5 separate regions of the Homo sapiens genome follow, and regions 1, 2, 3 and 5 are each linked to region 4. A link is a contact called in ENCODE Hi-C or POLR2A ChIA-PET data. All regions are on one chromosome and are shown on one strand. The core of a region is the stretch at or near the end of the contact, and the rest is flanking DNA. Distances in the headings are between cores, read along the strand shown.

Region 1 (2,700 bases), core at 68-2,567, 650 kb before region 4:
CAGAGTGCCTTTGTACACAATGCCCATGTGATGAATTAGGTGAGTTAATAACATGAGGGGCTGGAACGAAGGAGGAACGGAATGCCTTGAGAAGTTTTAGAAAACTAGTTTGTGTCTGGGGCACCCTAAGCCTTGGAGGAAGCTGTGACTCAGTCCCAGAGCAGCGGTGATAGTAACTAACCCCAGACACTGACGTGCCAGGCTCCGTTTTGCCAGGAAATTCCCCTTAGTGAGAAGGACGGGTTTGTTCTCATTTATGGCTTTCTCCACCTCTCTTGAATGAACAGGAGTCTCAGGAAATGTCTGGGAACCGGAGACTATGGAAAATAAAATTTTTAAAATGTGAAACACAGCAAAGTTTTTTTTTTCTTTGTTTTGAGACAGAGTCTCGCTCTGTCTCCCAGGCTGGGGTGCAGTGGCCTCATCTCACCTCACTGCAGCCTCCATCTCCCAGGTTCAAGCGATTCTCGTGCTTCAGCCTCCCAAGTAGCTGGGACTACAAGGCATGAACCACGATGCCCGGCTAATTTTCTGTATTTTTAGTAGAGATGCGGTTTCCACATGTTGGCTGGGCTGAGTCTTGAACTCCTGGCCCCAAGCCCACTTTGGCTTCCCAAAGTGCTGGGATTACAAGTGTGAGCCGCCGCACCTGCCCAGCTCACAGCAAAGCTTTTTGAGAATGTGATAATAATCTGGTAATAATGGCTCTTCACCAAGTAACTAAGGTATTTCACAGCTTTCCTGGCTTAACCAGTTAGGTTAAGGAAAAGAGAAGCCCCCAAGGTGAGGTGAGGCCTCCTGGAATTAGGGCTGGAATCCACTGATAAGTAAGGGTCTGAGTCTGCCTACCCAATTTTACATTCGCTGGTAAAGACTGGAGTCCTTTTATTCCCTAATTATGTGGCTCATGGATCATCTATTTAGATCTACATAGATCCTTCAGGATCTATTTTTATCTATCATCTGTTGCTGGAATTTGTTGTTAAATGAACTGACTGTACTTTATGTTTCATCACCCCTTGCACACACTCACAGGCGTCCATCTCTGCGCGGTTAATCTGAGCCAGGAGTTCCCTGTGACGTCAGTAATAACTGACCTATTTATCTGTGTCCCGGGCTGCTGATCTCAAAGTAGAGGTTTAAAGGAAAGAACACCAGAAATCATTACCTTCTTGCCTGTATAATTAGTAATAGGAAAAACCCAGAAAGAGACAGAGAGAAAGGGGGGAAAAAATCCTCTGAGAACCCTGGTATATGTGGCCGGCTAATTCAAAAAAGTCCCAGGGTAAGTTGGAAAACGCGTTCTTTAAGACCAGATCAAGGTCTCTGCTCGTCATCAGGAAATATGATTTGTGCTAACACAGGCCTTCCGTTAAAAACCTCCCGGGCAAGTTAGCTAAGGACAGCAGGTCTGACCTATGAGTTAACCAAAACATTACCTCATCTGCAAAGAACTCCAAGAACCATTCAGATCCTGAGGTCCAAAATCCTTTTTCTAGGTTTCTGTAAGTTTCTCACTTTCAAAGCATGTACAAGTGTGGCTCCTCTGTCTCCCAAAGGCAGGCAGCTTGGGGCCGCACTGCTGTCATCAGTAGAAAAAGGCAATGTCAGAAGTTCTTTGAAATTTCCGAACAATGACAGGCGTTAACATTTTTCCAAAATACTGCTACCAAATTCTAAGGTGATAAATATGAAAGAAAAAAATTCGTAAGCATTTCAGAAAATAAAGAGTGGATATGCAGAAGATAATGAAAACGATTAGGCCTCCATCTCTACCCGAAGCTGCCTAAACAGCTCCCGAGGGGAGGAGGGCTCTTCAGATCCGCGGGGCGGGGCTCCCAGGCAGCCTACAGCACCAGGACAGCATCCATCTCCCCCTCCGCGGCTGCAGAAGGTCAAGTCAGCATTGCTTCCTTCTTCCCGCGCAGCTGGAGTGGAGCGCCCACAGCCCCCTTTACAAAATAATAATAATAATAATAATAATAATAATAATAATAATAATAATAATAATAATAAACAAGTGATGGAAAAGATCGGGCTCTGTTCTTGTTGCAGCGGGGGTGAAGCTCCCAGGAGCCCCCAGACCTTGGGTGTATGGCTACCTGATATATTTGCTATATTAGTGCTCCCTGATGTTAAACAAATAGAATACTCTTTTTAGGTTAGTTGGAGTTTAACTGTGTTTTAACTAAGGGGTGCAGCTTTGGCCTACGGGCTAGAAAGTTTGGTTAGGAGGTTAGCACTGATGATGCGAAAAATGGTCAAGATGGTAACGTGGCCTTCTGCAGGAGAGGGGGCGATGGACGCTGTCATTGCACTGTAGGTTGCCTGGGAGCCCGCCCAAGGGGTCTGAAGCCAGCTTCAGCTGCAGCACAGAGAACAGCTCTTGAGTGTCTAGGGAATGGGGCTTGCTGCCGCTTTGGCTTTGCATCTGAGGGAGAGTGCTTTGCTAGGTGGATGTGTGTTAAGTGAGGAGAAGTAGGGAGGTATAACTCCAGCAACTACGCAGTCTCCTTGCCAGTGAGTCCCGTTTCTCATCCATATAATGCTGGTCACAGACAAGCAAAGAAGGAAGAATTTTGGAGTCAGGATTACTTCAAGCTGCATTCGAATCCCATAAAAGTGACTTATTTCTGACTATAGATCGTCAGCCTGGCAGGTCCAGCTCAAGGACCTTCCAGGGAATGGAGCAGCAGTGCT
Region 2 (2,700 bases), core at 70-2,569, 590 kb before region 4:
TCTATATGGTCAATTAATATGGGAAATACTAACTGAAATAATGTTTAGCAGACTTTCGTGAATTCTTAGAGCCCTAAAATATGCCAGGGGCATTTTGAGTGTCTAAGAGAGGGATAAGATAGGGAGGGTCCCCGGTTCATTTTCTCCACCGCTGCCTCCCCCACCACACCCCCTGCAGAGGGCACTCAACTTTGAGAATGGCCTTAGAAGGATATTCTCCCCAGAAGTGCAAGGGCTTCGATACGCAGCCCCCAAGGCACAGGAAAACACGGCCCAGTGGGCCACGTAACTCCAGCACCAAACTCCTGGGCTTGGCTCATAGGACAAGCATGAATTCATGGGCTCTTTCACATCAACACCAACTTGAGCCCCTTTTGTGCCTGGTCCTGCTTTAGGCACTGGGAACACAGAGATAAATCACAAGGCCCTCAGCCTGGGGCGGCTCATTCCCCTGCTGGGCAGTTTTCACATCCAAATTAGGGATGAATGTGGAGTTCTGTGGTGGCACAAAGGAAGGTCGGGCAACCTGCCTGGGAGGATGGAAGCAAAGTCGGTCCCCCCATGCTCAAGTGCCAGGTAGCAAGATAATCTTTGAGCTACAAGCTCAGGAAGAGCCTCTCCTTGGAGACTGAGGCATCCTAAGCATTGTCAGGAAACAGCCTCCTCAGCCCAGCTCTCAGTCCACAGGGACACAGGCACAGAGACCCCAGACAGTGCCCAGGAAGTGCAGAGGGAGTGAGTGCAACAGGACAGGCCTTCCAGAAGCTTCCACATGTCCTGGTCCTATCAAACACCAAGTTCAGGCACTGAAAGACACCCTCATGGGAAGCTCTTGTACTTTCTTGTTTTGTTTTTTGAGAAGAGAATACGGTTTTGTTTGTATGGGTCTTTTCTATTGAAGTTCCCAGACAAATGCAGTAGAATTTAACTACTTTCTAAATATGGTACTTAGGGGCTAGGAATATATAGAGGTGGGTGTCTCCTTCATATCTAAGTCATTCTGACATTCTTTCAAAATACATTCATGTTCCTTAGACCTACAGTGTGAATACGGGAATGCCAACCCCCCTTTAAAAATCTCTCTATATGTTTTTTGTATTTTATATTACTAGAAACTAAACTAAGGTTTGATGTCTGTTTTTGCATATATAATCTTTTCTTCATCATACCACCATTGTGTTTTTTGACAACAGTCTTCAGAGTTTTATTATTTTTGTTAACAGCTTAAAAGACAAATACTGACGTCCTTGAGCTTTTCTTAGTTTCAGTTTCGATTCTGATTGTAGTTTAAAGGGAAAGAAAGAATTACCCATGAAAACTTCACGTGACTAAATGAAAGGTCAAAAGACTCACTAGTAATTTTTCAGAAACGAGGGGGTGGGTGCCGAGAAGTTTCCTTACATACCAAGTTTCTTAAGCGATGTCTGTTATTTTAACATCGAGTTCTGGCATGAACAGCATTCTACAGATCTTTGCCTAGTCATTGTTTTATAAGTTCCTTTAAAACAGGTTTTTGTTAATGTTTATGAATTCATTCATTACATTATACACAAAGTGGTGTAGCTTTATGTCAAAGCAATCCCTCTCTCTCTATTTCCGGATGAGGACAACTTCACTTATCTGCTACGATGGACGTCAGAATCATTCCAAGAACTCAGAGAGCTCGTGCCCCACGGCGGGACGTTTGCATGTTTCCAGGGAAAATGCCTCCTTCTTCTACTTCCTCCCTCACCCCATGCACACACACAGTGACCCACACAGTCACACACACACAGAGACACAGGTACCCACACAGAGTCTCACACAGACACACACCTACACATACAGGCACAAATATACACAGATACACATATGGCCATGCACATGTATACAGACACATGCACACACAGACACACAGACACATATGTGCACACGCAGATGCATAGTCACACAGATACACATATACACACCCTTATACATACACATGGACACACGTCTATACACTTACACACTCACAAAGACACGCACACATAAGCTCATGCACAGCCATACACACAGACACATGCACACATATATACATGAACATACACACAGAGACACACAGCAGTACATATACACACATACACACCCAGCACACACAGACACACATGTACTGTACACACAGACATGAATACACACATGCACACGAGCACATACACACCCCCAGAAGCATACGCGAACACGGGCACAGGTGCAAGTGCAGACATACACAGGGTCACACACACCTAAATATACACATGGAGACACAGAAGCACACAGACACGCTCGGAGACCACAGACACACACATGTACATACAGGAACACACACGCGCGTACATACAGGAACACACACGCGTACATACAGGAACACACGCGCGCGTACATACAGGAACGCACGTGCGCGTACATACAGGAACACACGCACGCGTACATACAGGAACACACACACAGAGGTTTCTTTTGGGGGTTGGAGGTGGGGTGTTGAGTTCCCCCTCCTCAACCCTCCAACCAGTGCTTCTCCCGATTACTCTTTCAGGGATCGCTACCAGATGTTACAGTCCGGTAGCTCTGAAACAAGGTCCCTGTTGCTGGAATTTCCCAACAGAAGATAAGCCTGGTCAGGAATGAAGAGCAAGGAATTCAAGAATCAGATGAAGAGTGTTCATTGAGCCAGCATAACTCCAGATTCTCTCCTCTCTCAGA
Region 3 (2,700 bases), core at 180-2,679, 940 kb before region 4:
CAGACTAAGTGGGGGTGACTTTGGACACTGGGCATGTGGTTCTTGGAGAGATGACATGTCACAGCAGGCTCAGTTGGTTCCAGGTATATACACACATGTGCGTGTACATACACATGTACACGCACATGTGCACCTATACACACAAATATGTGCACATACACTTGTGTACACACATATACACACAAGTATGTGCACATATGCACATGCTCACACATCCACATATATACACAAATATATGCACATACACATATGCACATACACACACATCCACACATATACTCACAAATATGTGCACTTACACATGTACACACATATACTCACAAGTATGTGCACATATGCACTTGCACACACTCATGCACACATGTACACACAAGAATTGCACATAGCCACATGCACACACTCATGCACACATGTACACACAAGTATTGCACATAGCCACATGCACACACTCATGCACACATGTACACACAAGTATTGCACATAGCCACATGCACACACTAATGCACACATGTACACACAAGTATTGCACTTAGCCACATGCACACAAAGACAGGCAGGCCATTTCATGCCACCTTCTTCTAGACTGTCAAGGACACAGTTATTTTTTTTTCATCCAGTTTGGCTTCTTCATCAAAATATTTTTAACAAAAAATTCATGATTCATCTTTTTTAAGTTTCTTTTTTTAAAAAAATTTCAGTTCCCCATTCACTTTAATCTGGTGATTTTTCAGAAACGAATGAACTAGCCACACTGCATCTCCTCTCATGCCAATTGTCCTTGGAGTCTTTTTTTTTTTTTAGAGAAGGAGTCTCACTTTGTCTCCCAGGCTGGAGTACAATGGCACAATCTCGGCTCACTGCAACCTCCGCCTCCTGGGTTCAAGTGATTCTCCTGCCTCAACCTCCCGAGTAGCTGCGATTACAGGCACATGCAGTGATGCCTGACTAATTCTTGTATTTTTAGTAGAGATGAGGTTTCACCATGTTGGCCAGGCTGGTCTCGAATCCCTGACCTCAAGTGATCTGCCCGCCTGGACCTCCCAAAGTGCTGGGATTACAGGCGTGAGCCACCGCGCCCAGCAGTCCTTGGAGTCTTTGATCTGTGCACTAAAGAACTGGCAAAGCCAATAATGTTCTCTCTCCCTTTGAGGATAAGAATTCTTTGGTCCACCCAGAATTTGTGTGGTCTTGCAGCTTCTAAAAACAAGTGGGAGGAAGAACAATGAAAACCTAGACACTGCTGTTTACCAAGTGTTCTTTGAATAGCATCCTGATTGGCTGCACACTGGTTTAACTTTCCCTCTTTGAAACTTCTGCTTCTGAATCACCAAAATAACAACCCGAACTTGGTGTTCTAGGGCCCAGCAGCAGCCTGAAGCCCTGGCCACTGTCTGTTCCCCTTCTTATTCCACATTTCTCTGTCTCCCTCACACCATCTGCTGAACTCGAGTCTGAGGGGACACTTATTTCTAAACCCAAGTCATGTCTATGGTAACAGAAGAAGCTGAGCAGGGGCCAGCTGAAGCTGTTGTCACTCATTCCTCTCAAGGCTGGGGTCCCTCATCTCCCTGTCCTACCTTCTATGGGTGTAAGGTTGCAACTCAGGCCCACATGGAGGTCTGTGGAATAATCTTGGATGTCCTCCTCCAACCCTCAGCTGTCAGGTGGCCTGAGCTGCTCCAGGCCAGTGGTTCTCAACCTTGACAGCCCGCTATAATCCCAATGTCCAAGCCACACCAAGACAGGGACAGGACACATGTGTCTGCACTTTGTTGTCAGCGTCTACACATGCCAGCTCTGGAGTCAGACAGGCCTAACTTTAAATTCATGCTCTGTCACTTCTGAGCAAGCAGCAACTTCTGTCATGATGCAATTATTCTCTATGAAAGTGGTTCTACCACCTTAAAAATGGAAAGATTAACTCACGAGTTTATAAATAACAAGGCTTAAAACAATCCAAAATATAAAAAACCGAAAATGAGAGAGAATGGATGGGGAGATATATTTTAAAATACCAGTGTATGTAAGCGGGGTTTCCATAAATTCAATCTAACCATGGACATATTCAAAGGCACATGGACTTGTAGGAACATTTTCTAGAAAGTTTAAGTGCAGAATACGTGAAGCCTGTCAGAAAGTTTAACAGCACACACACAAACACAACAAAACATACTTGTTGTTTTCACTGGGTTTTTGACAAAATCATTTTGGGCAAGGCGTGAAGGTGACATGGGGCAGACAGAAAACAAAATTGCTCTGTTCCACGGTTTTTAAATCTTCTTCACCAGAGAGAATAACCTCCCCAATTGGGAGAGGTGAGGTTAACCTGTTCACATGGGCTGGATCAGGGCTTGCACGTCAATGTTTCCAGAAACACAAGGCCCTGTGCTGCCTCGGGAACCTCCACGTGTGCAGGAAACTGACGATTCTTTGGGAAAGGAAGAAGTGCCACAGACTGGCTGTTTTCCTGATTTTCACGGAGAAATTCTGGTGTTGAGCCTGGACAAAATTCTACAGCAGTTTATGACGCACATACAATAATTTATTGAGGTTTGCAAAAAACAGAAGGTTTTGCTAAGAATGTATGTAGAATGATCACTCTTTTGAGATCGCAATACCAGGCATGCAGCATCATCTCTCCTTCTTTTTTTTTTTTTTTTGTTTTGTTTTGAGATGGTCTCGCTCTGTCACCCAGACTGG
Region 4 (2,700 bases), core at 99-2,598:
TCTCTTTCCCCTACACGGCCAGACATGGCTTGCAGAGCAGGGGCTGTTCCATGAACCCCTGACTCTTCCTCACACTGATCTGTGTGTGTGCATCTGCACATGTGTGTGAATGTGTGTCGCATGTGTACACTGTTGTGTGTACACGGGCGCTTGTACGTGTGCCTGTGTGCGTGCATGCATGTGAGCCTGTGTACCAAGTCTCCCGTGCAGATGCCTGAGGTTAGTGGCTGAGTACGTGGAACTTGGAGCTCTTACAAGTACTTTGAATATGAAAAGACAAATTCGTGCAATAGAGGAGCATGAGTCCTTTGCAGCTCCCTAACCGTCCATTTCATGTCAATGCTGATGTTCGTGACTGTGCGGTGCGTTGACAGAATGACAGAGTCGGTGCCTCCCCGCACTGTGGTCCCGCAGCACGATTTTATTCAGCGTGCACACATGTGGGCTGCCGGAGTCTTTAGAGTAAACAGGAGCTCACGGAGACCTGGCTGCTCCCAGGAGCACTCGAGACAGCCTCCCATGACATAATATCGTTACCGTGGCAACAGGGATATTCACTACCAGAATCACAACTATATTTCACCAATTTAGTGCTCTACTAAACACAAAATAATGCCTTCTTTAATGATGCTGGGCTGTGGTTCTTAGAAACACGGAGCCCCCTGGAGCGGGAGCCCAACTGCAGAATAAAAGTGCAGAAGGAAGGCCCCACTTGTGTGGAGAGGCGCTGCGGTCTCCCGGCATGAGAAGCTGGCACGGTTATGTGTCATGGTTCTCCATAAGAACTTTTGCAGCAAATGGCACCCACACGCCTTGGTGGCAACTCTTCCAGCCTGGGATGAGATCGGCAGAGCCTGGGTCTGAGAACTGCAGCCAGCGACTCGCTGGGCTGTTCCATGTTCCAGGCAGCTCCGAATCATCTTTTTTTTCTTGAGACAGAGTTTCTCTCTTGTTATTCAGGCTGGAGTGCAGTGGTGCCATCTCAGCTCACCACAACCTCTGCCTCCCGGGTTCAAGCGATTCTCCTGCCTCAAGCCTCCCAAGTAGCTGGGATTACAGGCATGCACCACCACGCCCGGCTAATTTTGTATTTTTAGTAGAGACGGGTTTCTCCATGTTGGTCAGGCTGGTCTCGAACTCTCGACCTCAGGTGATCCACCTGCCTTGGCCTCCCAAAGTGCTGGGATTACAGGCATGAACCACTGTGCCAGACCCGAATCATCGTTTCTGCACATGGAGAAAACCACGTGGAGAAAACCGGCAGGAGAAGAGCATGGGGCAGGGTCTGTAGGAAATGCTCAGAGAGCTTCCTGGAGGCAGGGCTGGGGAAGGCACAGGGGAGCCCGGCTTCTGCGGACGTTTCCTCCCAGGATGAGGGAGGCAGGGCTGCTGGAAGACTCACCTTTCCTCTCACTGCACTGCCATTTGTCCCAACTCATTTCCGTTCTATGTTGATTGGTTCAGAAAACATCCTATTTGGCAAATCCTAAATAGTCTCACTTTCTGTCATGGTCGTGGAATCTCTCCGTCTCGACAATGGAACCGAATTGTAAAGCGACTCTAGCTCTGAATTCCTACCTCTTGCCTTTTGTTTTTTTCCTAGAAAAAGGAAATGGAAATCCTTCCTGTTATTCTCCGCGTCCCTTCGTAGAAGGCTGCCTGAGAGGTCAGCACAGGAGTCCTCTAAGTGCCCTGCAGAGAACACGGGTCTCGGAGCCGGACAAACCTAAATTTTGAAACCCACTTTGAGTTTGAACTTGGCTGTGGGAAAGTTACACAATCGCTCTAAGCCTCTGTTTTCTCATCAGTAAAACAGAGAGGGGTTGCTTGTGTGAGAAGTGGCCGCTGCCAATCATCTGCGTGTCCTTCACTCTCCCAGGGGCCATGGGTCTGTATTCTACACATGTGGGATCTTCCTCTGGACCCTTCGGACATGGTCCACACGCTGCCCTCAGGATCTGCTGGGGTCTGCATGGGGGGTGAGACGTGAACCCCAACCACGTTCACCACAGAGAGGAAACTGGGGGGATGGAGGGGGGGACAAGGCCAGGTCACCTTCAGGTGCCGCCCGCCAGCAAGGCGGTTTGCACCCGGCTGAATGAGCTTTAAAAAAGACAGTTTTTTCTGTAGTTTAGAATCATGGTTTCACTAAATGGTGAAATAATTTTATGCCACTTCCCCTACTAATTACCATCTCATTGTTATTAGAAAGGATGGTTTCCTTGAAGTCTAGAAAATTTTGTTCCAGTCCATTTCAACGGTGCAGGAGAAACGTGGCTTCCATTCCGAGGAAGACGGCGACACCTAGTGACCGTTCCCTCGCGGTGCGATGGCCTCACACCTGTGCGGCGGGTCGTCCGGGGCGTAGGGTGCTGCGGCCTTGCGGTCTTCCCTGCGCTGCAAGGCAGGGCATGGTGGCAGATTAACACCTGGATGAACACGGGCAGGTCAGGAGACAAATAAAACCCAGAGGTCTTTGAAACTTCAAAATCCCGTAGGGTGTGTGACCCCAGTGAGCCCCACGCTACATCCAGCGAGAACCGAGAAGTGATGGTGCAGACATTCTTGGGTCCCCCAGACAGAACACACCGGGAGTTACTGCCTCTTTCTCATCCCGAGTCCTCCTGACTTTCCCCAGCACCCATCGTGGCTGCAGCCAGGACACAGGTAAATGTAATTTCCCTCCCCTTCCATCCTCGC
Region 5 (2,700 bases), core at 133-2,632, 610 kb before region 4:
TGTGCAAAGTGTTTGGCCAGTGTTCTGGAACGCAGCCTGTGGCTCTTCAATAAAACTTTCCTCAGAGCAAACAAGCAGGCTCTAGAGGTAATCACACATAGTCTCTTATTCCCATTAGCAACCCCAAACAAGCAAGTGGCCTTACCCAAATAGTAGAGAAGCCTAGGTTATTTTTAAATCTGCTCAGTTGAGTGTGTTTCAGAATTTGTGATTTCCTAACAACAAAAAGCTTGGTACCACTGTTGAAATGACAGGAGAATTCCGAAGCAGGCGGAGCAAGGAGAGAGAGAGGCAACCTAGGGCAAGGCTCGCATTACAGATGAAGGCAAAGAAGGAAGCCCTATGTAGAGGAGACTCTTTCTGTCTTTGGAAAGTCTGATGAAAATCGGGTCTAGAAAACCAGCTATGACTTTGGAGATGAACAGAGGAATGCATTAGGCGGCTTTTCTCTCAACGTATTTGGCTTCCTGTATATTTAAAAATAAATGTCTTCCAAACTAGCTTCGAGGACTGCATCCACGAAAGCAGCCTGGCTGCAAAGCCCAGGAGGTCGCAGCAAGTCAGGGAGGTGGAGGCCTCTTGGTTTTCCATCATATTTCTCTGGAGGCTTCAGGTGCTCCAGGAGGGCACCGCCTGCTGAGTCGGTTCAAGTCAACACGACACAGCTGGAAACCCCACAGCCTGGGCAGTTGAGCCGCCGCTGTGTGGTGGGAACACTGCACCCCCTCTGAGCTCCCGCCACCCAGCCTTCCCAAGCCACGCTGCCACCCTCCTGCAGACCTGGGTGAAGAGGGGCAAGAGGCTGTCCTACAGAGATGCTGAGGGTGACAGCTGCAGAATCACCAAACCTTGCTTGGCTGAAAACAAACGTGAATTCCACATTTTAATAAAACAGAAATTTTAATCTTCTGGACACCTGATGATACAAGTCAACCTATTTCTTCTGAATCGCATCTGAAACCAGGAGTTATCACATATTTCAAGATAAAACCGGACCGGGCTTTAAATGTATGATATTATTTCATAATAAAATTTACTTTTTAATATACCTAATAACTGAAAACCTAATGCTACAGTCCGCCATGCTTTAAAGAGACTCACGTAATGACCTGAAGGAAAATTTCCCTCTGAGATAGTCATTTCTTGGACAACTCCTTTCATCTGTAAAGGAGGAAATGAGTCAGCTTTACTAAGCGTTATCTCATGATTGGTGTTTTGTTATTCAGTAGGCAGAGAACACATTTTGTTACCTATAAAGCCTGTTATTACCAAGGGTACAGGTCACTACTGAAACCTCCTCTTCAAACAACTACAGGTACTGTTGTCAAAGATCTTAACAGACTCTGATTGGAAAAGCGCCTGGCTGGTCACAGGACTGCATGACTCACCGCTCTGTTCAGCATTAGCTAAACACAAAGCTGAAAGAACAGAATCAGCTTCATGATGTCATTTCTTCTCTATGTGTCTTTAACATCGCTGAGATATGTTAGAGGTTGTTGAGTAATACACGAAGCTTTCAAATAAGAAGAATGTGTCTGAGATACTTAGAGTAAGAACACATTTCAGGGTTATGTTTGAATATAAACATAATACATGCTCCAGGAATTCAGGGTTTGTGTTATTTGTTGATACAAAGTGTTCCGCAAGGTTTTAGAGCATATACACTAATCACCTAGGTTGGTTAAAGTTTAACTCAACTGAAATATTTTGGACTTAAAGAACCACTTAAGATATCAAGTTCTCAGAACTGATTGAAAAGAAAGAGCTCTCATCTACAGTTACCTGAAACATACCAAAAATTTCCCTGCAAAGATCATAAATGTTTCAGAATCAAGGAGAAATATGAATACTGTTTCCATATAGGTGGTGGGATACATTAGTACCTTTCTCTCTTCTTTCTATTCTTTACATATATTTAAGGAGCAGCCATTGCTTTTCTAGTTTAAAAAAAAAGTAGAAAAAAAAGTTTTTCGTTTTTCTCAGTTAGCTCTCTATGGTGAAAAACTCAAAAGCCAAAATGATGGACTCAGTAAGTTGACAGCCACCTTAAATCTGTGTTGACACCTTTCTTTGTAATGTCAGCAAAACTGTGTGACTGAAGATGAGATCACTGTTTACCTAGCTCTGCTATTGGTCTGAAACGAGCAAGTGTGAAAGAAATTCCCATATTTATCTGTTGGTGTAACCCTTGCAGCAATCTCTCCTAAGAAGTTGAATCACTCATTTTGGTAAGACCCAGCCAAAGATGAAGAAAGTATATTTAATCCAGCTGATGAGACGACTTACTTGGGCCAGATTTAGTTGGAAAGTTGCATGCTGGGGCAGGGTAGGGAGTGTTTCATTTGGGAAACGTTTGGTATCATGTGAAAAAGTTATGTTTCTTTCAAATTGAGCAAATCACTATTTAACTTCCTTTTTCCAGCCTTGCCTGTTTGCTTCTGGGAGGCCTTAAGAAAATATAGAAGATGTGTCAGACTCAAAAGAGGAAGTTAAGAGTCTGAAATGAGATGCCACATTCCCCTTCCTTACTCCTAAGTAATATAGCTTGTTTGTTAAGAAACTTGCTTCTATACACATTGTCCAACTTGTTCTGTGAAAGTTGTAGCGTTCAAATAATGGGTAATTTGTCACTAAGTTGTACTTTCATGGAAATATCACTTGAGCAATAACTTTCTAATCTTTTTTTTTTGGAGACAGGAT

The links. A loop is a pair of places that touch in the nucleus more often than their neighbours do. ChIA-PET counts read pairs that join two places held with the same protein, here RNA polymerase II (POLR2A). Pooled maps may share reads with other maps.
Region 1: a map of heart right ventricle shows a loop between it and region 4 (2.7-fold over the local background). The contact joins two enhancer-like sites. A Hi-C loop is called at or near these places in 4 of 168 maps with a recorded cell type or tissue (IMR-90, chondrocyte, heart left ventricle and 1 more), 1 of 37 single-sample maps with no recorded cell type and 11 of 50 pooled maps.
Region 2: a loop to region 4 is called in a pooled map, with 5 times the contacts of the local background. The contact joins two enhancer-like sites. A Hi-C loop is called at or near these places in 7 of 50 pooled maps. POLR2A ChIA-PET finds 5 or more read pairs at or near these places in 3 of 52 experiments (A549, BJ and activated CD4-positive, alpha-beta T cell).
Region 3: a pooled map of right cardiac atrium shows a loop between it and region 4 (2.0-fold over the local background). The contact joins two enhancer-like sites. A Hi-C loop is called at or near these places in 1 of 168 maps with a recorded cell type or tissue (breast epithelium) and 2 of 50 pooled maps. POLR2A ChIA-PET finds 5 or more read pairs at or near these places in 1 of 52 experiments (GM12878).
Region 5: a map of endothelial cell of hepatic sinusoid shows a loop between it and region 4 (3-fold over the local background). The contact joins two enhancer-like sites. A Hi-C loop is called at or near these places in 2 of 168 maps with a recorded cell type or tissue (chondrocyte and endothelial cell of hepatic sinusoid) and 3 of 50 pooled maps.

Annotation. Positions count from the first base shown.
Region 1 is chr10:3,885,513-3,888,212 of GRCh38, reverse strand. No RefSeq gene overlaps it. Among named protein-coding and RNA genes, the nearest start is that of LINC02660, 25 kb to the left of the region's middle. Within about 2 kb of position 1,317, at least 24 of the 41 ENCODE cell types and tissues checked have a DNase peak (open chromatin) inside an H3K27ac peak, as active enhancers do; they include heart left ventricle and heart right ventricle, where a contact is called at or near this core.
Region 2 is chr10:3,827,615-3,830,314 of GRCh38, reverse strand. No RefSeq gene overlaps it. Among named protein-coding and RNA genes, the nearest start is that of LINC02639, 5.0 kb to the left of the region's middle. RefSeq lists enhancers at 1-316, 317-905. Within about 2 kb of position 1,319, at least 17 of the 41 ENCODE cell types and tissues checked have a DNase peak (open chromatin) inside an H3K27ac peak, as active enhancers do.
Region 3 is chr10:4,174,737-4,177,436 of GRCh38, reverse strand. No RefSeq gene overlaps it. Among named protein-coding and RNA genes, the nearest start is that of LINC00702, 68 kb to the left of the region's middle. Within about 2 kb of position 1,429, at least 2 of the 41 ENCODE cell types and tissues checked have a DNase peak (open chromatin) inside an H3K27ac peak, as active enhancers do.
Region 4 is chr10:3,239,406-3,242,105 of GRCh38, reverse strand. The region is part of intron 2 of LINC02668 (long intergenic non-protein coding RNA 2668); the gene reads left to right. Among named protein-coding and RNA genes, the nearest start is that of LINC02668, 17 kb to the left of the region's middle. Within about 2 kb of position 1,348, at least 5 of the 41 ENCODE cell types and tissues checked have a DNase peak (open chromatin) inside an H3K27ac peak, as active enhancers do; they include heart left ventricle and heart right ventricle, where a contact is called at or near this core.
Region 5 is chr10:3,851,178-3,853,877 of GRCh38, reverse strand. No RefSeq gene overlaps it. Among named protein-coding and RNA genes, the nearest start is that of LINC02639, 19 kb to the right of the region's middle. RefSeq lists enhancers at 447-1,646, 2,355-2,700. Within about 2 kb of position 1,382, at least 37 of the 41 ENCODE cell types and tissues checked have a DNase peak (open chromatin) inside an H3K27ac peak, as active enhancers do.